2 separate regions of the Homo sapiens genome follow, and region 2 is linked to region 1. A link is an interaction called in ENCODE POLR2A ChIA-PET data of the cell type or tissue named here. Cell type or tissue: HCT116. All regions are shown on one strand. Links, peaks and the distances in the headings refer to the core of each region. The heading gives the core; the rest is flanking DNA. Region 1 holds the start of LOC107985306 (a long non-coding RNA gene). Region 2 overlaps BCAM (basal cell adhesion molecule (Lutheran blood group)).

Region 1 (9,732 bases), core at 602-8,601:
TATTCATTGGCATAAGGTGGTGGCTAGGGAAACTGAGGGATTGCGGATGAGGATTATGGAAGAAAAGTCTGGGATAGTTCAGGCCTCATCCTAGCTCACTCTGAAGGAGAGACCATGTGGCTTTCAGGGACCTGGTGGGATTTCCAGCTTCTCTTAAGTCTCTCTCCCCCCGCCTGAGTGTCTCTCTATCCTAATATCAATTCCCTCTATGTGTCCCCAGGATGGCGACCACAGAGAAGCCAGAATTGGGCCCTGCTCATGATGCTGGTAAGGCGGGAGCCCCAGATCTCACTACCTAGCCCTCCTCTCAGCTCCTCCTTTCTCCCCTATAGCCACAAGCCCGCTTATTCTCCCTCACTCAGAGACCTCCCAATGCACCTGCCCCGAGACCTCTCTGGGGCCCCCTGAACTCACCCACATAATCTGAGCGCATCGGCACCCACCCCAAACCTGCTTTTTCTCTTCTTCTCAGTGGCTAGCATCCCCATCCCATCATGCAAGTGGATCCCATCCACCTCCACAGGCCACTACCAGCCTCCTAGACCCCCCACACCCAGCTCCTCACTGGTCTCCCAGCCTCCAGACCCCTCCAACCCATCCCAGGACAAGGTCTTTCTAAAATTCTGATCATGTTACTCCTCTGCTCAAAGGCCCTCCATGGCTCCCCTGTGCCCTTGGGACAAAGTTTAGTCTCCTTAACATGGTTCTCAAGGCCCTTCACAAGACAGATCAAACACAGTTTCTGAAACACAGCTGGCTCTCTCACCAGACCTCTGCACTCACCCTCTCCTGCCTTAGCTTCACTCACTTCTCTCTACTATCTCAGATGCCCCCTCCTCCAGGAAGCCCTCACTGAGTCCTAGGCTACTTAGGCACCCCGTCTTGGGCTCCCACCCGCCCCCAGTCCCCCGACTCCAGCCCTAAACACTCCAGGTTGTCACTCTGGAGACTGGTCTGCGTCCCCCACTGGACTGTAAGTCCTGGAAGGGCAGGCCTGGGACTGTCGTGGTCAGCACTGTGTCCCCAGCACTGGGTTTGGCTAGAAGAAGCGTTTGCACAAATGTTAGTTGAATAAATAAATAAATGAATGTCAACAGGCAGTCAGAGTGGCCTGTGGGGCCCATGTGTCAGCTGGTACCTCCCCTGGCCTCTGTTTCAGGTGACAACAACATCTATGAAGTGATGCCCTCTCCAGTCCTCCTGGTGTCCCCCATCAGTGACACAAGGTCCATAAACCCAGCCCGGGTGAGTCCCGTCCCCAGCCTCTCCCCTGAAGCCAATGCTAACAGGCGCCTCCTCTCTGAGCTGGCTGTGGTCCTCTGGGCCATCTTGACACCAGGTTTGGGAATCTCAACTCTCTATATATTGTTCCCTGTTTTTAAAAATCCTAAGGAAAAGAGACTGGAAGGAAACAGCACAACAGAAGCAGCATTTGTCTCCGGGGTGTGGAGGCTGGTGGGTGGGTTTTATCTTCTTTTCTTTTATACTTGTCTGTGTTTTCTGCACTGAGCAGCCACTACCTTTATAATGGGGAGGTTTTATATATATATAACGAAAGGTTTATAAAAATGAGTCATTTAGGCTGGGCGTGGTGGCTCACGCCTATAATTCTAGCACTTTGGGAAGCCAAGGTGGGTGGATCACCTGAGGTCAGGAGTTTGAGACCAGCCTGGCCAACATGGTGAAACCCCGTCTCTACTAAAAATACAAAAATTAGCCAGGTGTGATGGCACATGCCTGTAATCCCAGTTACTCGGGAGGCTGAGGAAGGAGAATCGCTTGAACCCAGGAGGTGGAGGTTGCAGTAAGCCGAGGTCATGCCACTGCACTCCAGCCTGCACGACAGGAGCGAGACTCCATCCCAAAAAAAAAAAAAGTTATTTAGATTAAATAAAAAGAGAAACTTAGCTGGGCATGATGGCTCTACACCTGTAAATCCCAACACTTTGGGAGGCCAAGGTGGGAGGATTGCTTGAGGCCGGGAGTTTGAGACCAGCCTGGGGAACATAGCTAGACCCCATCTCTACAAAAATTTAGCTAGGCATGGTGGTGTGCACCTATAGTCACAGCTACCAGGGAGGCTGAGGAGGGAGGATCACTTGAGCCCAGGAGTTTGAGGCTGCAGCGAGTGGTGATTGCACAACTGCACTCTGGCCTGGGTGACAGAGCAAGATCCTGTCTTTTTCTAAAAAAGTGAAAAATAAGAGAAACATAAAACACTAAGGCTAAGAGCTTAGAACCAGAGGTGTTGACAGGGGTAGACTGAGAGTTAATGGAGTGGTTGACGGGCCACTGGATACCACACGAAGCTGGGGCCCAGTGCCCATTTGTCAGAGGAGAACACTGAGGTGTAAGGAAGCTAATCCCCTCTGCCCAGGGGCCTCACAGTCTGGGAGGGGTGATGGGGACTTGGAATCTGAGACTGTCCTAGCACCAAAGGTCAAAGTTTAGAGGGTGGGGGGTGCCGAGCGCCCACTCACCCGTGTCCTTCCCTTGCAGCCCCTGCCCACACCCCCACACCTGCAGGCGGAGCCAGAGAACCACCAGTACCAGGTATGGAGCTGGGAGCTGGGAGGGGTGGTGGGGATCCCACGGATCCAGGAGCCCCGAAGCCGGGGTGGGGAGGGGTCAAGACAACTGAAACTGGGGGCTTTCCTCCCCTCGTCCCCCCAAGCCTCACGGTCTCTGCTCTCGAAGAAGCCCAAACCGCCTCCCTGAGAGACCCTGGCAAGTCCCTTTTCCTCCCAAGGCTGCAATTTCCTTCTTTGCAAAAGGGATCCAAAACCTTGAACTTGCACAGGAGGAACAAGGCCCAGAGAGGGACAGGGGATTGCCTGGGGCCACACAGCCAGTCAGGTCCCCAGTGAAACCCCACCGCAGAGCTCAGTCCCTCTCCATCCCCTCCTGTCAGCTGTCTGTCCCTGTAGTTCTGTCTCTCTCTCTCAGTGGCCTACATATGTCTGTATGTCTGTCTTCCCCTTTCTTGGACTCTCTCTCTCTCTCTCTCTCTCTCTCTCAGTTTCTCTTGCTGTGTCCTTTTTAATCTGTCTTTCTGTTTCCAGTTTGTTCATGCTGCCTTGTCTAAGATGCATCTCTTTACATGTCTTCGTTTCTCTGCATCTCTGTCTCTCTCTCTCTCCATTCTCTGTCTCTCCTGCCTCTTTGTCTCTGTCACTGTGTCCACCTCATTTCTTGGCTCTTCCAGGACCTCTTGTCTCTGCATCTCACTCTCTTTCCACCTTGCTCTTCCATTCTCTCTGCGGGTTTCTCTCCATCTCACGCTGTCTCTCATCCTCTGTCCCTCTCTGTCTCCCCAAGACTCTCCCCCTCCACCCAGTCATAATTCTGTTCTCTCTTCCCCCCAAGCAGGACCTGCTAAACCCCGACCCTGCCCCCTACTGCCAGCTGGTGCCAACTTCCTGATGGGTCCTGGGCCAGGCCAGCCAGGGAGAAGACAAGGCCCCAGCCCTCCTCTGGGAGCCTCACACCTGAGACCAGCAGGACAAGGCCATTGGGGGCTGTGGGGCCGATGAGGTGGACTCAGCCAAAGACTCAGCAGCACATGGGGCAGGTGTCCTGGCAGGGGGACAGGAGACTGTAACAGGCCCAGGTCCTTGTGCAGCCCGTGAATGCACGCCCGCCTTCGGTCTGTTCCTTCAAGCAAGCTGGCCTGGGCCATGTGCCTGTGAAAGGCAGGCTCTGGCCCCTTTCCATGCCAAAGTCCCCCAAGATCTGGATATCTGGGGACAAGATGGTGGCCTCAGGCCTGCCTCCCAGGCAGTTGGCTGGGCTCCCAACTGTCTGTCCTCAATGCCCTACCCCAACTCCACTAGTGACCCTCAGAGTCTTCTCCCCTTAGGACAAGGCAGACACCCCACCATGCGGGCCTCAGGTGGCAGAGAGGCCCAGCCTCACAGGCCTGTGGCCCCACACACCAGTCCCAGCAAGGTGACCACGGCTGCTGGACCCCTTCCCTGTTCAGGCAGGCCCAGCCCCTCTCAGAACCTGCTGCCAGCTGCTGGTCTTGGCCCCCACCCTGAATCTTACTGAGTCCCTCTGGGCAGCAGCTCCCTTCTCCACCCCACCCCAGCACCCGTCCCAAATGTGGCCTCAGCTTGTCCTCCCCTTCCCCAAACTATGCATTCATTCAGCAATAAATGAGCCTTTGCTGTATGCCAGACCCAGTTCTAGGCTCTTGCAGCCCTGGTAGAAAGCAAAACAAAAACTCCCGCTTTCCCAGAGGGTCACTTGGCAGGGGAAAGAATCAGGAAATAAAATAAATAATGAACATGCGTTGTCTGTCAGATGGGGATAAGTGTATTGGGGAAATGGAGGGGGGTCGAGAGTATTGGGGGACTGAGATTTTTAATTAGGGCACAGAGGTCCTCGCTGAGAAGGTGACAAATGAGCAAAGACTTGTAGGAGGGGAAGAAAGGAGCCATGTGGGGCTCTGGAGGAAGAGCATTCCAGACAGAGGGAATAGCCAGTGCAAAGGCCCTGGGGCAGAAGCATGCCTGGCATATTCAAGGAGCAGCAAGGGGGCTGGGCATGGTGGCTCACACCTATAATCCCAGCACTTTGGGAAGCCAAGGCAAGCAGATCATTTGAGGTCAGGGGTTCAAGACCAGCCTGGCCAACATGGTGAAACCCCTTCTCTATTAAAAATACAAAAATTAGCCGGGCATGGTGGTGGGCACCTGTAATCCCAGCAACTGGGGAGGCTGAGGCAGGAAAATCACTTGAACCCGGGAGGCGGAGTTTGCAGTGGGCCAAGATCGTGCCCCTGCACTCCAGCCTGGGTGACAGAGCAAGACTCCACCTCAAAAAAAAAAAAAAAAAAGGAGCAGCAAGGAGGCCAGTGTGGTGGAGAGGGTGGGGAAGGAGGAAAAGGTGGGTGGAAGTTGACGTCAGGAGATGGACGGAGGGGCACATGGCGCAGGGCCAGGTAAGGCACTGCCGAGACTGTGGCTTTGAGGGGCAGGGTGCTGTGAAAGGCGAATAACGGCCCCCCAGTGACGTCTACATCCTAATCCCCTGTGAATGTTACGTTATATGACAAAAGAATGCAGCCATGATTAAGTTCAGGATCGTGCTTTGGGGAGATTATCCTGGATTGCCCTGGCAGGCTCTTTATGTAATCACACAGATCCTTATAATCGAGAAGGACACAGGAAGCGTGAGTCAGAGGGGCTGTGACAACAAAGGAAGCAAAGCCCTTTGAAGACGGGAGAAGGAGCTGAAAGTCAAGCAGCACTTCAGAGTCAGAATGATTGAGTGTGAGAGAGTCCATGGGCCATCGTGAGTGTTGAAGACGGAAGGGGGCCTTGAGCTAAGGAATGCAAGAAACTTCTAGAAGCTGGAGGAGGGCCAAGCTCAGTGGCTCACGCCTGCAGTCCCAGCACTTTGGGAGGCCAAGGTGGGAGGATCGCTTGAGGCCAGGAGTTGGAGACCAGCCTGGGCAACATAGCAAGACCCCGTCTCTACAAAAAAAAAAAAAAAAAAAAACAGAACCGAGGGTGGTGGCTCATGCCTGGAATCCCAGCACTTTGGGAGGCCGAGACAGGGGGATCACCTGAGGTCAGGAGTTCAAGAATCAGCCTGGCCAAGATGGGGAAACCCCGTCTCTACCAAACATAGAAAAATTAGCCAGGCGTGGTGGCGGGTGCCTGTAATGCCAGCTACTGGAGAGGCAGAGGCAGGAGAATCGCTTGAACCCAGGAGGCGGAGGTTGCAGTGAGCCAAGGTTGCACCATTGCACTCCAGCCTGGGTGACAGAGCGAGACTCTGTCTTAAAAAAAAAAAAAAAATCAGAATTGAGGAAAGGCAAGAAAATGGATTTTCTTCCTACAACCTCCAGAAAGCAACACAGTCCCGCTGAAACCTTGGCTTTAGTGCAGTGAGACCCATTTTGGATTCTTGACCTCCAGAACTATAAGATAACAAACTTGTGTTGTTTTAAGCCACTAAATTTGTGGCAATTTTTTACAGGAAATGGGAAACTAATCTAGAGGATGAGGAAGAAATCACAGAAGGAGAAGTTGCGTCTCATGCTGACTCAGTATGCAAATACTCTCTGGGAGACTTCTCCATCCTCAGACCGCTCCAGACACCAAATGCCTGGGCCTTTGACCGCCTTGCTAAGAGGGTCAACCAAGCCAGCCAGGTAGCCAGGGCTCAGGGCTAGGAGTGTGAGGGGATTCCATCTTTTCTCTCTCTTTTTTTTTTTTTCTTTTTTGAGACTTTTCTTTTTTGAGTCTTGCTCTGTCGCCGAGGCTGGAGTGCAGTGGTGCGATCTCAGCTCACTACAACCTACGCCTCCCAGGCTCAAGCAATTCTCCTGCCTCAGCCTACCAAGTAGCTGAACTACAGGTGCACACCACCTCACCCGGCTACTTTTTTTTTTTTTTTTGTATTTTCAGTAGAGACAAGTTTCACCATGCTGGCCAGGCTGGTCTCAAACTCCTGGCTCTGCAGACAGGAGGACTGAAATCCATGGTGGCAGACGCCTATAATCCCAGAACTTTGGGAGACCAAGGCAGACGGATTACTTGAGGTAGGAGTTCAAGGCCAGCCTGGCCAACATGCTGAAATACAGTCTCTACTAAAAATACAAAAATTAGCCGGGAGTGGTGGTAGGTTGAGACAGGAGAATCGCTTGAATCCGGGAGGCAGAGGTTGCATTCAGCCGAGGTCATGCCACTGCACTCCAGCCTGGGCAACAGAGCAACACTCTAGAACAAAACATTGACAGAATTTGTTTCTGGTTTGGATACAGGGGATTGGAGAGAAGAGTGTGCCAATAATTGGTTTGTTCATCAATTCAATGAAGATTTATTGAGCATCTGTTGTGGACAGCCCTATTCTAGGTTCTGGGGAGACAGCCATGAATGAGACAGTGATGGCTGCTTTTGGAGAGCTGACCTTCTAGTGGGAGACAGGCCACAGAAAAACAAAGCACATGGAACATAATGTCAGGGATGACGATGCTGTGAAGGAATGGAGCAGGTGCTAAGAACCTACTGGAACGGGCATGCTTAAGAGGTGCTGGAGAGGGTCAACTCTTGGGTGACTGCTTCGAGCAATGGGAGGGTGGGGAGCAGGGGTGTTGTACACACTGCGACAGGGCCAGGTTTGCAAAAGAAATCAAGACATGGCCACACAAACACTTCTGTGTGACTGTTCACAGCAGCATTATTCACAATAGCCAAAAGGTAGAAATAACCCAAATGCCCATGAACAGACGAATGAGTTCTTTTGTTTATTTGTTTTGTTTTGTTTTTGTTTTTGAGACAGTCTTACTCTGCTGCCCAGACTGGAGTGCAATGGCGCAATCTTGGCTCACTGCAACCTCCACCTCCTGGGTTCAAGCCATTCTCCTTCCTCAGCCTCCGGAGTAGCTGGGACTACAGGCGCCCACCACCACGCTTGGCTAAGTTTTTGTATTTTTAGTAGAGATGGGGTTTCACTGTATTAGCCAGGATGGTCTCGATCGCCTGACCTCGTGATCCGCCCAACTCGGCCTCCCAAAGTGCTGGGATTACAAGCGTGAGCCACCGCGCCCGGCACGGTATTTTTACTGTATCTTTTCTATGTTTAGGTACACGAATATTTATCATTGTGCTACAATTGCCTACAGTTTTCAATGTAGCCACAGGCTATGCAAGTTTGTCACCTAGGAGCAATAGCCTGTACCTATACCCTAGATGTGTAGCGGGCTCTACCATCTAGGTTTGTGTAAACACATTCTGTGATGTTCACACAACAATGAAATCGCCTAAAGACTCATTTCTCAGAACATATCCTCATCATGAAGTGACGCATGGCTGTATTATCCAGTGGAACATTATTCAGCCATGAAAAGAAATGAAGCCCTGACACATACTGCAGCAAGGATGACCCTGAAAACGCTGTGCTAAGTGAAAGAAGCCAGACGCAAAGGACTCCATATGGTAGGGTCCCATTGCTATGAAATGCCCAGGCAATTCATCAAGACAGAAAGTGGATGTAGTAGTTGTTGGGTTGGGAGGAAGGGCGGAATGGGGAAGTGACTGCTCATGGATACAAGCTTTCTCTTAGGGGTGATAGGATGTTCTCAATGTTTTGTTTGTTTGTTTTCTTTTGTTTTGTTTTGTTTTTTGAGATGGAGTCTTGCTCTTTCACCCAGGCTGGCATGATCTCGGCTCACTGCAACCTCCGCCTCCCGGGTTCAAGCGATTCTCCTGCCTCAGCCTCCCGAGTAGCTGACATCACAGGTGTATGCCACCACACCTGGCTAATTTTTGTATTTTTAGTAGAGACAGGGTTTCACCATGTTGGCCAGGCTGGTCTCGAACTCCTGAGCTCAGGCAATCCGCCCACCTCAGCCTCCCAAAATGCTGGGATTACAGGCATGAGCCACGGCATCTAGCCATGTTCTCAAATTGATTGTAACGATGGCTGCACAACTCTGTGAATTTACTAAAAGCTATTGAATTGTACACTTTATTTTGGTTTTGTTTTCATTTTAAGAGACGGGGTCTTGCTCTCTCGCCCAGGCTGGAGTGCAGTGGTTACGATCTGGGCTCATTGCAGCCTCAACCTCCTGGGCTCAAGTGATCCTCCTTCCTCAGACTCCTGAGTAGCTAGGATTACAGGCGTGCACCACCACGCCCGGCTAATTTTTGTATTTGGCAGAGACGGGGTTTCACTGTATTGTCCAGGCTGGTCTCGAACTCCTGACCTCAAGTGATCTGCCTGCCTTGGCCTCCCAAAGTGCTGGGATTACAGGTGTGAGCCATGGCACTCAGCCCGCATTGTATACTTTACATGGATGAATTGTGTGGTATGTGAATTACACCGCAAAACCGTTTAAAAAAGAAGAAAGGGTGGAGCCTTTCTGAACCTATTCTGGTTCAGAGGCTGCCAGATTCGCAAAATATTTTTTAAAAGAAAGAGAGAAATGGGGTGGGGGAGGGAGGAGGAGTGTGGGGGGGAAGAGGTGGAGAAAGAAAAGAAAGAGAAAAAAAAGAAAGAGAGAAAGCAAGCGGGGAGGAAAAGAGGGAGCGAGGGAGTGGGGAGAGAAAGCAGGCGGGTTTGAGAGGTCAGTACTGAGTCGGCAGGAGGGGATAGCTGGAGACCGGGGTCGGGGTGTGTGAGTGGGGACAGTGAACATAAGTGCATCTTGTAGCACCTGATTCATTGTCACTCCAGAAATGTCACCTTCTTTCACTGTTTGGGGTTTGTGCTTATTGGGTCGTCACTATTGCCAGACTTGCTGCAAGAGAGGGTCAGCCCTGAGCCAGCAGGGGGCAGCAGAGCACCACACAGATCATGCACAAGCGCTGCAGCTACCTTGAGCCCCCCCATGCGCCCACCCCGTCTCTGCCCCTTTCTTTACCCCTCTGGGAACCCAGAGAGTCTATCCAGCTCTCCAACCCCAAACCTGGACACCTCCCTCCCCACTCTCACGGCAGGCACCAGGCCCTGCCCTCCAGGCCTCTTGAACTTGGCCTTCCCCAGTACCTGCAGCCCAGCCCTGGGCCAGGCAGCTTCTCTCCCCTCCCTGCCCCAGCCTCCCGCCTGGACTCCTCCCCACTCCCATTCTCCTACCACAGAGCAGCCCAAGGGATCTTTCTAAAGCCCAAACTCAACCTAGCCCCTTCCTGCTCAAAACCATCCATGGCTCCCCAGTGCCTTAGAGTCCAAGCTCCTCACCACTGCCTCCAACGCCTGCAAAGTCCAGGGGACGCTCAG
Region 2 (9,732 bases), core at 619-8,618, 140 kb after region 1:
AGCTTTTGGATTTTTAGTAGAGATGGGGTTTCACCATGTGACCAGGGTGGTCTCGAACTCCTGACATCAGGTGATGCACCCGCCTCGGCCTCCCAAAGTGCTGGGGTTATAGGCATGAGCCACCGTGCCCGGCCTGACCAGTGGATGTTTTAAAGAGGTCCCTCTAGCTGCTCAGTGGAGGATGGACAAGAGGGAGGAGCAGGCTAGTGAAGAGGTGGTTGGGACAGTCAAACCTGGGGCCAGAGGTGGCAGGAAGCCAGAGGATTTGTCCTGGGAGCAGACCAGATAAAGACTTGCTGAGGCCAGGAGCAGGGGCTCACGCCTGTGATCCTAGCACTTTTGGGAGGTCAAGACAGGAGGATCACTTGAGGCCAGGAGTTTGAGACCCAGCCTGGCCAACATAGCAACACCTTGTCTCTATTCAAAAACAAAACTTTGCAGAAAAGATGTTTGGGGGTAACAGGGAGGTTACCCCACAGGTTGGGGTTTGAGCAAAAGGTTTGTGTGCTAAAGTCACAGAAGGGACACCTTCCACACCTAAGGTTATTCATTAACCTTGGGCTCAGATGTCAGCTCTGAAGAAAAGTAATTGACTTGGGCATGTCAATGTTGGGGTTAGACTGCTAGATTTTTGGTTGGAGAGCCTGGATGGGAGAATGGAGATTTCATGGAGATGGGGTAAACCAGGAGGATTACTTGCTGTTCTCTGCTTCCAACTGTCCATTCATGTTTGCACCCCCGACCGCCCCTGGAGAGCCCCTAATTGAGTGGGTGGCGGTCTGGGACGAGTGACAGACTGTCCCCCACTGCAGATCTGGACCCCCTGGAGCTCAGCGAGGGGAAGGTGCTTTCCTTACCTCTAAACAGCAGTGCAGTCGTGAACTGCTCCGTGCACGGCCTGCCCACCCCTGCCCTACGCTGGACCAAGGTGAGAGGGAGAGGAGCCCCCTCGGGCCCTGCACTCGCACCCTCCTCTCTCCCCTCACTCCTCGCCCTCTCACAGCGTCCTCCTCCTCCTCTGCCCTTCCCAGGACTCCACTCCCCTGGGCGATGGCCCCATGCTGTCGCTCAGTTCTATCACCTTCGATTCCAATGGCACCTACGTATGTGAGGCCTCCCTGCCCACAGTCCCGGTCCTCAGCCGCACCCAGAACTTCACGCTGCTGGTCCAAGGTTCAGGGGGCAGGGAGGGGGTGGGCTTGGATGGGGACAGTGTGGGGTGTGGGACCTGGACAAACAGGACGAGTTCCTGAGTCCCTGGCTGGGGACTCCATCTTCTGCTCGATGCCTCTCTTCTCTCTCTCTCTCCTCTCCCTTCACTTTCTTCCCATCCCCACCACCCACAGGCTCGCCAGAGCTAAAGACAGCGGAAATAGAGCCCAAGGCAGATGGCAGCTGGAGGGAAGGAGACGAAGTCACACTCATCTGCTCTGCCCGCGGCCATCCAGACCCCAAACTCAGCTGGAGCCAATTGGGGGGCAGCGTAAGGGACCTTCCTCTCCACCCTGAGCCCCCTCTCACTCATCCAAGTATCACACCCTCCTTTCCACTTCCTGGGAGACTGGACGTCGTTCACCTCTGCCCTTGACCCCACCCCTTGACCCCACCAGCCGGGGCCTGATCGGAGCCTCCATAGCCCGCAGAGCCAATCCCCGGACGGCAGGGTTGGGTGAGCAGCTCTCTGACCCTGAAAGTGACCAGCGCCCTGAGCCGCGATGGCATCTCCTGTGAAGCCTCCAACCCCCACGGGAACAAGCGCCATGTCTTCCACTTCGGCACCGGTGAGTGACTGAGGTGGTGGCAGAGGAGCCGGGTGTGGGGCAGACAGAGCCCACTGCCTGACCCACGCCTCTCTCCATCCTGTCCCTGCAGTGAGCCCCCAGACCTCCCAGGCTGGAGTGGCCGTCATGGCCGTGGCCGTCAGCGTGGGCCTCCTGCTCCTCGTCGTTGCTGTCTTCTACTGCGTGAGACGCAAAGGGGGCCCCTGCTGCCGCCAGCGGCGGGAGAAGGGGGCTCCGTGAGTGGCCTGCTATCTGCAATGACCACCATAGCTTAACCCCATCCCCACCCTCAACCCCAAGCTCAACCCATAACCTCAACCACATCTTATCCTCCACCCCACATCCCACCACATCCACCTCCATCCCCAACCCATCCTCATCCCCAACTACAGCCCCAAACCCAGCCCCAGACTAATCCACAGCCATCCCCAACTCATCCTCATCCCCAACTGCAGCCCCAAACCCAACCCAGGGCCATCCCCAAACCCATCCCCAAGCCAAACTCAACACCATCCCCTTCCCTAATCACCTCTCCTGCCCCTAGCTCAGCCTCATCCCCAACTCCATGCCTGTCTCCAATCCCAACCCTGCCCCCAATCTCCCCTCAACTCCAATCCATAACCCCCTTCAAACCATCCTCAACTAAGCTCCTCTCCAGCCCTGGCCACATCCCCATCCTCCCCCAACCTCCAGCCCCAACACCCATCATCCCCCTGAGCTCACCCTTAACTCCAATTTATCCTCCAAGCCTATCTCTCACCATCCAGCCCTCACCTAGCCATTTCCCAACCCTAGTCCTCCACCGTCCCGAAGCCAACTTCACCCATGTCCCCATCCCCAATCTTGTCCCCATTCCTGACTCCAAATCCAACCCCTAAGCCTCCCCAAGCTCCTCCTCATCTAACCTTGTCTCCAGCCCCAACCACATGGCCGTCCTCACCTCCAATCCGTAACCATCCCAGACCGATCCCAAAGCCAACTCCAGCTACATTCCCACCTCCAACCCCAATAGCATCTGCATCCCCATGCCCAACCCTAACCCCAGTGCCATTACCAGCCCCTACCCCATCCCTATGCCATCCCCACCCAGCACACCCCCATCCTCACCTCCATCCCCAGCCGCATCCTAGTCCCACCCACCCCCATCCTCAGTTCCTCCCCCTGCCGTGTGCACCTCCAACACGACGCCTCCGCCCGCTGCCTCCTCCCCCCAGGCCGCCAGGGGAGCCAGGGCTGAGCCACTCGGGGTCGGAGCAACCAGAGCAGACCGGCCTTCTCATGGGAGGTGCCTCCGGAGGAGCCAGGGGTGGCAGCGGGGGCTTCGGAGACGAGGTGGGTGAGGGCCTGGGCCCCCTGGTGAGAGGGACCTGCTGGGCAGTGGAGCACGCCCGTGGGCACAGGCTGACCTCTCCATCCGCTCCCCAGTGCTGAGCCAAGAACCTCCTAGAGGCTGTCCCTGGACCTGGAGCTGCAGGCATCAGAGAACCAGCCCTGCTCACGCCATGCCCGCCCCCGCCTTCCCTCTTCCCTCTTCCCTCTCCCTGCCCAGCCCTCCCTTCCTTCCTCTGCCGGCAAGGCAGGGACCCACAGTGGCTGCCTGCCTCCGGGAGGGAAGGAGAGGGAGGGTGGGTGGGTGGGAGGGGGCCTTCCTCCAGGGAATGTGACTCTCCCAGGCCCCAGAATAGCTCCTGGACCCAAGCCCAAGGCCCAGCCTGGGACAAGGCTCCGAGGGTCGGCTGGCCGGAGCTATTTTTACCTCCCGCCTCCCCTGCTGGTCCCCCCACCTGACGTCTTGCTGCAGAGTCTGACACTGGATTCCCCCCCCTCACCCCGCCCCTGGTCCCACTCCTGCCCCCGCCCTACCTCCGCCCCACCCCATCATCTGTGGACACTGGAGTCTGGAATAAATGCTGTTTGTCACATCAACACCATCCTGTGGCCAGAGCTTCCTCTGGGAGTAGGGAGGGGAAGGGCGATGCAGGTGATTCCCTGCTCTCAGCTGCCCCCCCATCCGCCCCCTTGCAAGACCTCAGAAGACGCCTGATGTCATGGAGAAAGAAATGAGACAGGGCTGGGCGCCGTGGTTCATTCTTGTAATCCCAGTGGTGGTGGCTCACGCCCGTAATCCCAGCACTTTAAGAGGCTGACACTGGAGGGTGGCTTCAGGCCAGGAGTTCAAGACCAGCCTGGGCAACATATGGAGACCCCATCGCTACAAATAATAATACTAATAATACAGAAATTAGCCAGGTGTGCCTATAGTCCCAGCTATTCAGGAGGCTAAGGTGGGAGGATTCCTTGAGCCCAGGAATACGAGGTTACAGTGAGCTATGATCACGCCATTGCACTCCAGCCTGGGTGACAAAGCGAGACTTCATCTCTAAAAAAAAAGAAGAAAACAAAAAGAGGCCAAGCTCAGTGGCTCAAACCTGTAATCCCAGCACTTTGGGAGACCAAGGCAGGGGGATCACTTTAGGTCAGGAGTTTGAGACCAGCCTGGCCAACATGGTGAAACCCCATCTCTACTAAAAATACAAAAAATTAGCCAGGCATGGTGGCGCGAGCCTGTAATCCCAGCTACGTGGGAAACTGAGGAGGAGAAAATCTTGAACCCAGGAGGCAGAGGTTGCAGTGAGCCGATATCGCACCACTGCACTCCAGCCTGGGCGACAGAGCGAGACACTCCGTGAAAAGAAAAGAAAAAGAAATGACAGCATGAGAGCGAGTGAGCACGCAGAGGGCGACTTAGCTGGCCGGGGGTGGACGGAAAGATGCCAGGTCCCGAGGGTGCTGGGCTTGGCCCCCGAGGACCAGCGTCTGCCTGGAGATGGGTGCTGTCCCCTTAAGTAAAAGTTCCCAGTCTGTCTTGCCAGAGCCCCAGAGGGAATTGAAACTGGGCGAGGAAAAGCTCCCTCTTAGCTGTAGAGTCAATAGAATTAGGGATGGAGCCACCTCCTCTGGGGAGGAGTCCCTGGGGAAAGCGGGGAGCTTGGAGGAATCCAGAGAAAAGGGGGCCTGGGGCAGAGAGGACACACAGACATTACAAGGCCAAGAAAGAGGGACGTGAGAAAGGGATGGAAAGATTTAGGGGGAGGCAAGAGGGATGGGTTGGGAAGCTCCGAGAGAGCCCTGGAGTAAGAGACAAAAATAGATCTGGGGAGACAGACAAAAAGAGTAGTGGGCCAGGTCCAGTGGCTCATGCCTATAATCCCAGCACTTTGGGAGGCTGAGGCAGGAGGATCTCTTGAGGCCAGGGGTTTGAGACCAGCCTGATCAACATACCAAGACCCCATCTCTACAAAAAATAAAAAATTAGCCGGGCATGGTGGCACACGACTGCAGTCCTCAGCACAGGCAAGAGGATCACTTGAGGCCAGCAGTTCAAGACCAGCCTGGGCAACATAGTGAGACCCCATCTCTACAAAAAAATAAAAAATTAGCTGGGCATGGTGGCAAACACCTGTGGTCCTGCACTTTGTGTGACCAAGGCAGGTGGTTCACTTGAGGCCAGTAGTTCAAGACCAGCCTGGGCAACACAGCAAGACCACATCTCTACATAATTTTTTAAAGAGAAATACAGAGAAAGAAGAACTGGAGTTAGAGAGATCATTGCAGTTGGAAAGGGAGAGAGGAAATGCAAGCAGCTGCCTAGAAGGACGGAGGAGGGTAGCGGGAGGTCAGCACGGGTGACTGGCTGGCGACCTCACCTCTCTGAGCCTTTCTTGTGCATCGAATGGGGATCAATTGCACTTTGGCCACGGCGGGCTGCTGTGAGGTGTCAGTGTGATCTTAGAGCCATGTGGGGTGATGGGGGCATTGCACTCACACACCACCCAGGGCCTCCTAGCATTGCCTTCTCAAATCTCAGGCACGCAGCTCCACTCTCTGCTCTCAGTCACCTCAGCCACAAAGTGGACAGAGTGGGATCTGTCACCATAGGAAATTATTCGGATGCCACAGAAGCCTCCTTCCTGGTAGGTAAACCAAGCAGCCTGCCCAGGCAGAAGAGCTCATGGGCCACGTTAAGGCGCTCAGATCCCATGGTTTATTGAATTCATTTAAAACAAACACAAGGTTATTGTTTGTTTTTCAACTGTGTGGTGGTAGGAAGTGCTCCTGACGGTTTTCCCATGGCAATAATTTACTCCTTGATTTCACCCACCACTACTGTGACAGCTTTCTCTCACTGATTCACCCAAAAGTGGGCTTTTCTTTGTCATTCATTCTTTTTTTTTTTTTTTTTTTTGATGGAGTGCAGTGGCAAAATCATAGCTCACTACCTCAAACTCCTAGGCTCAAGTGATCCTCCTGCCTCAGCTTGCTCTGCAGCTAGACCCACAGGCACATGCCATCACACCCAGCTAAATTTTTATTTTTATTTTTTGTAGAGACAAGGTCTCAAACTCCTGGCCTCAAGCAATCCTCCTGCACAAAGTTTTAGGATTACAGGTATGAGCCACCATACCCAGCCTAAAAAAAAAATTTTTATTTTTTTATTTTTTTGAGACAGGGTCTCACTCTGTCACCCAGGCTGGAGTTCAGTGGCAAGATCTCGGCTCACCGCAACCTCCACTTCCCAGGCTCAAGCGATTCTCCAGCCTCAGCCTCCTGAGTAGCTGGGTCTACAGGCATAAGCCACCAACTCCTGGCTAATTTATGAATTTTTTGTTGAGACGGGGTTTCACCATGTTGCCCAGGCTCGTCTTGAACTTGAGCTCAAAATGATCTGCTTGCCTTGGCGTCCTAAAGTGCTGGGATTACAGGCCTGAGCCACTGAGCCCGGCCTCTAAAAAACTTTGTATTAACAACTTTCTTCTTCCAAAAAACCTGCAGTTCCCACTCTTGTCAATGTGTGTGAGGTGCCCATTACTCCATACTTTGGCCAGCACTTGCAATTATCCTCTAAATTTTTGCCTACTTGATGGGTAACAAAATGGCTCTCATATTTGTGTCTCTTTTTTTTTTTTTGAGACGGAGTTTCGCTCCTGTTGCCCAGGCTGGAGTGCAATGGCACAATCTCGGCTCACTGCAATCTCTGCCTCCTTGGTTCAAGCAATTCTCCTGCCTCAGCCTCCTGAGTAGCTGGGATTACAGGCACCCGCCACTACGCCCAGCTAATTTTTTGTATTTTTAGTTGAGACGGGGTTTCACCATGTTGGCCAGGCTGGTCTTGAACTCCTGACTTCGTGATTCACCCACCTCGGCCTCTCAAAGTGCTGGGATTACAGGTGTGAGCCACTGTGCCCGGCCTAATTTTTAGGCGGGGTTTCACCATATTGGTCAGTCTGGTCTTAAAACTCCCGACCTCAGGTGATCCACTCGCCTCAGCCTCCAAAAGTGCTGGGATTACAGGTGTGAGACACCGTGCCTGGCCGATAATTTGGTCTTGAGGTCCCTTTCATGAGCATGGCCATAGACTCTGGCTTTGCCCTGCCTGGGCTCCAGGGGATTAGATCATAAGTGTTTACAATGTGCTTTTCAGCAGATTTTCCTTTATCCTGGCAGGCAGCCCAATGCCTAAGTGTCTGACTTGTACACAGGTGTCCCTCTCACAGGAAATGTATTTATACTGGCCAAGACCCTTTGTGGCTCTTATCTGACCTGTGTCCAGTTTATTCCAAACCAGGAAAGTCATTAGGTTCAGGTGTGTCAGTCAAGTGACACACACAAAGGAGGCAACTCAACAAAACACATGAAATATCAGAAAGAGGCAGGGTGCAGTGGATCACGCATATAATCCTAGCTCTTCAGGAGGCCAAGGCAGGAGGATCACTTGATGCCAGGAGTTTGAGGCCAACCTGGCCAACATGGCGAAACCCTGTCTCTACTAAAAATAAAAAAATTAGCCGGGCGTGGTGGTGTGCGCCTGTAGTCCCAGCTACTCAGGAGGCTGAGGCAGGAGAACCACTTGAACCCAGGAGGTGGAGGTTGCAGTGAGCCAAGATCATGCCACTGCACTCCAGCCTGGGCGACAGAGGGAGATTCTGTCTCAAAAAAATAAAGGAAGAAGAAATAACAGAAGCAGAGGCTGGACATGATGGCTCACACCTGTAATCCTAGCACTCTGGGAGGCCAAGGCAGGAGGATCAGTTGAACTCAGGAGTTCGAGACCAGCCTGTGCAACATAGCGAGACCCTGTCTCTATTTAAAAATAAAAAAAGAAGAAAGAAAGATATAACAGAAGCAGTTTATTACTTATGGATCCCAGAGAGAAAAGAGCAGCACACTTCCCTGGGCCAGTGGGAAGGGGGCAGCTGCCTGAGACATGCAGGCTCAACCAGCAGGTGGAGAGAGACCCCCCCAAAGCCTTTACTGCGGTCCAGGGCATGGCGGAGACGGAGTTCCCCAGGAGAGTTCTAACTGATGGGTTTAGAACAAGCAGGCACAAGAATTCCATAGAGACACACTGTGATGGAGGTTGTCATATCTGCACAGTCCATTCATTGGAGGTGTGGGGATCAGTAGCTTGGGTCAAGTAGTTTGTATCTATCTAGCTGTCCCATACAGAGATGGTCCCATACAGGAGGAGGTGAGATAAAGCTGATACCTTGATCAACTCCAGTAAGAAACTGGAAGGAGAGCCGGGCATGATGGCTTACACCTGTAAACCCAGTGCTTTGAGAGGCTAAGGCAGGAGGATTGCTTGAGGCCAGGATTTTGAGACCAGCCTGGACAACATAATGAGACCCTGTCTCTAAAAAAGAAATAGAGAGAAGGAAGAGAGGCAGGGAGGGAGGGAGGAAGGACTGGGAGGAAGTATAGAGCTGGAAACTGTGTCAAGGATAACTAAGTCCAGATTTTGGCATGAGAAAGTTAAACATATTCAGAATGGATGCTAAGACAATATAGAATTATACAAATTCACCACAATGGCATATTAATTTGTTTTCATTTGAATTTCCGTGACCTCTAGTGTGAAAATGGTGTTTCTCTGTATGTTCATTGGCCATTTGCTTTTCTTGTTTATGAACTGTGGTATACTCTTGCCTACTTTTCTCTTTTTTTTTTTACCTTTTCTTATTAATTTGCAGGATCTCTCTACACACCAGGAATATTAACCTCTAATCTTATAAAGCTTTTATCTCAGGCTGGGTGCCGTGACTCACGCCTGTAATCCTACCACTTTGGGAGGACGAGGTGGGTGAATCACTTGAGTCCAGGAGTTCAAGACCAGCCTGGCCAACATAGCGAAACCCTGTCTCTACTAAAAATACAAAAAAATAGCCAGGCAGGGGGTAGCCAGGCATGCCTGTAATCCCAGCACTTTGAGAGACCAAAGCAGACGGATCGCTTGAGCCCAGGAGTTCAAGACCAGCCTGACCAACATAGTGAAACCCTGTCTCTACTAAAAATACAAAAAATTAGCCGGGCATGGTGGCGCATGCCTGTGATCCCAGCTACTCAGGAGGCTGAGGCAGCAGGGTTGATTGAGCCTGGGAGTTCGAGGCTGCAGTGAGTCTTGATTGCACCACTGCACTCCAGTCTGTGTGACAGAGTGAGACCCTGTCTTTACATAGATATAGACAGATGATGATAGATAGATGATAGATAGATAGATAGATAGATAGATAGATAGATAGATAGATGATAGATAGATAGATAGACAGATAGATGATAGATAGACAGACAGATATCCACATAGATACCTCAAACCTATTATGTCCCAAATCGACCTCCAGTCTTTCCTCTCGCATAAATGGTATCCCTGCCCTCCAGCTGGGTGAGCCCAAAACTTAGAATTTATCCTGGATTCCTCCATTTCCTTTACCTCCCACTCACATAACCCAAAGGCACATCCCATGGGTCCCCTCCCATACAGCTCTCTTTCCTGACCACTTATCCCCCGGCTTCCCATATTCAATAAACCTTTTAACTCTATACCCTGCCACAGGGCATAGAGCTGCAGCTAGCTCTTTCTACAAATGGTTTCACGGCCATCAGTCCAAACATA

Evidence for each region. Peaks named below come from ENCODE experiments on the same cell type or tissue, not always from the same donor. Only the 100,000 strongest peaks of a DNase experiment are listed, where the experiment ranks them.
Region 2: POLR2A ChIA-PET joins it to region 1 with 5 read pairs; 2 of 35 experiments call an interaction of 5 or more read pairs at or near these places.

What each region holds. Positions count from the first base shown.
Region 1 is chr19:44,680,068-44,689,799 of GRCh38, forward strand. It overlaps CEACAM19 (CEA cell adhesion molecule 19), which reads left to right. Exons shown (of 8, transcript NM_001127893.3): 5 at 221-267; 6 at 1,160-1,245; 7 at 2,500-2,553; 8 at 3,370-4,288. The coding sequence ends at 3,423. It overlaps LOC107985306 (a long non-coding RNA gene), which reads left to right and starts at 4,971. Exons shown (of 3, transcript XR_007067268.1): 1 at 4,971-6,163; 2 at 6,776-7,949; 3 at 8,165-8,477. RefSeq lists enhancers at 5,030-5,324, 9,140-9,641, 9,642-9,732. In HCT116, for the core only: no CTCF peak of the experiment used is centred there; a DNase peak (open chromatin) is centred at 5,184; H3K4me3 peaks cover 817 bases; H3K27ac peaks cover 2,715 bases.
Region 2 is chr19:44,817,710-44,827,441 of GRCh38, forward strand. BCAM (basal cell adhesion molecule (Lutheran blood group)) reads left to right here. Exons shown (of 15, transcript NM_005581.5): 9 at 813-928; 10 at 1,032-1,173; 11 at 1,347-1,483; 12 at 1,637-1,781; 13 at 1,873-2,017; 14 at 2,996-3,113; 15 at 3,207-3,712. The coding sequence ends at 3,212. Among named protein-coding and RNA genes, the nearest start is that of BCAM, 13 kb to the left of the region's middle. RefSeq lists a silencer at 63-357. In HCT116, for the core only: no CTCF peak of the experiment used is centred there; no DNase peak of the experiment used is centred there.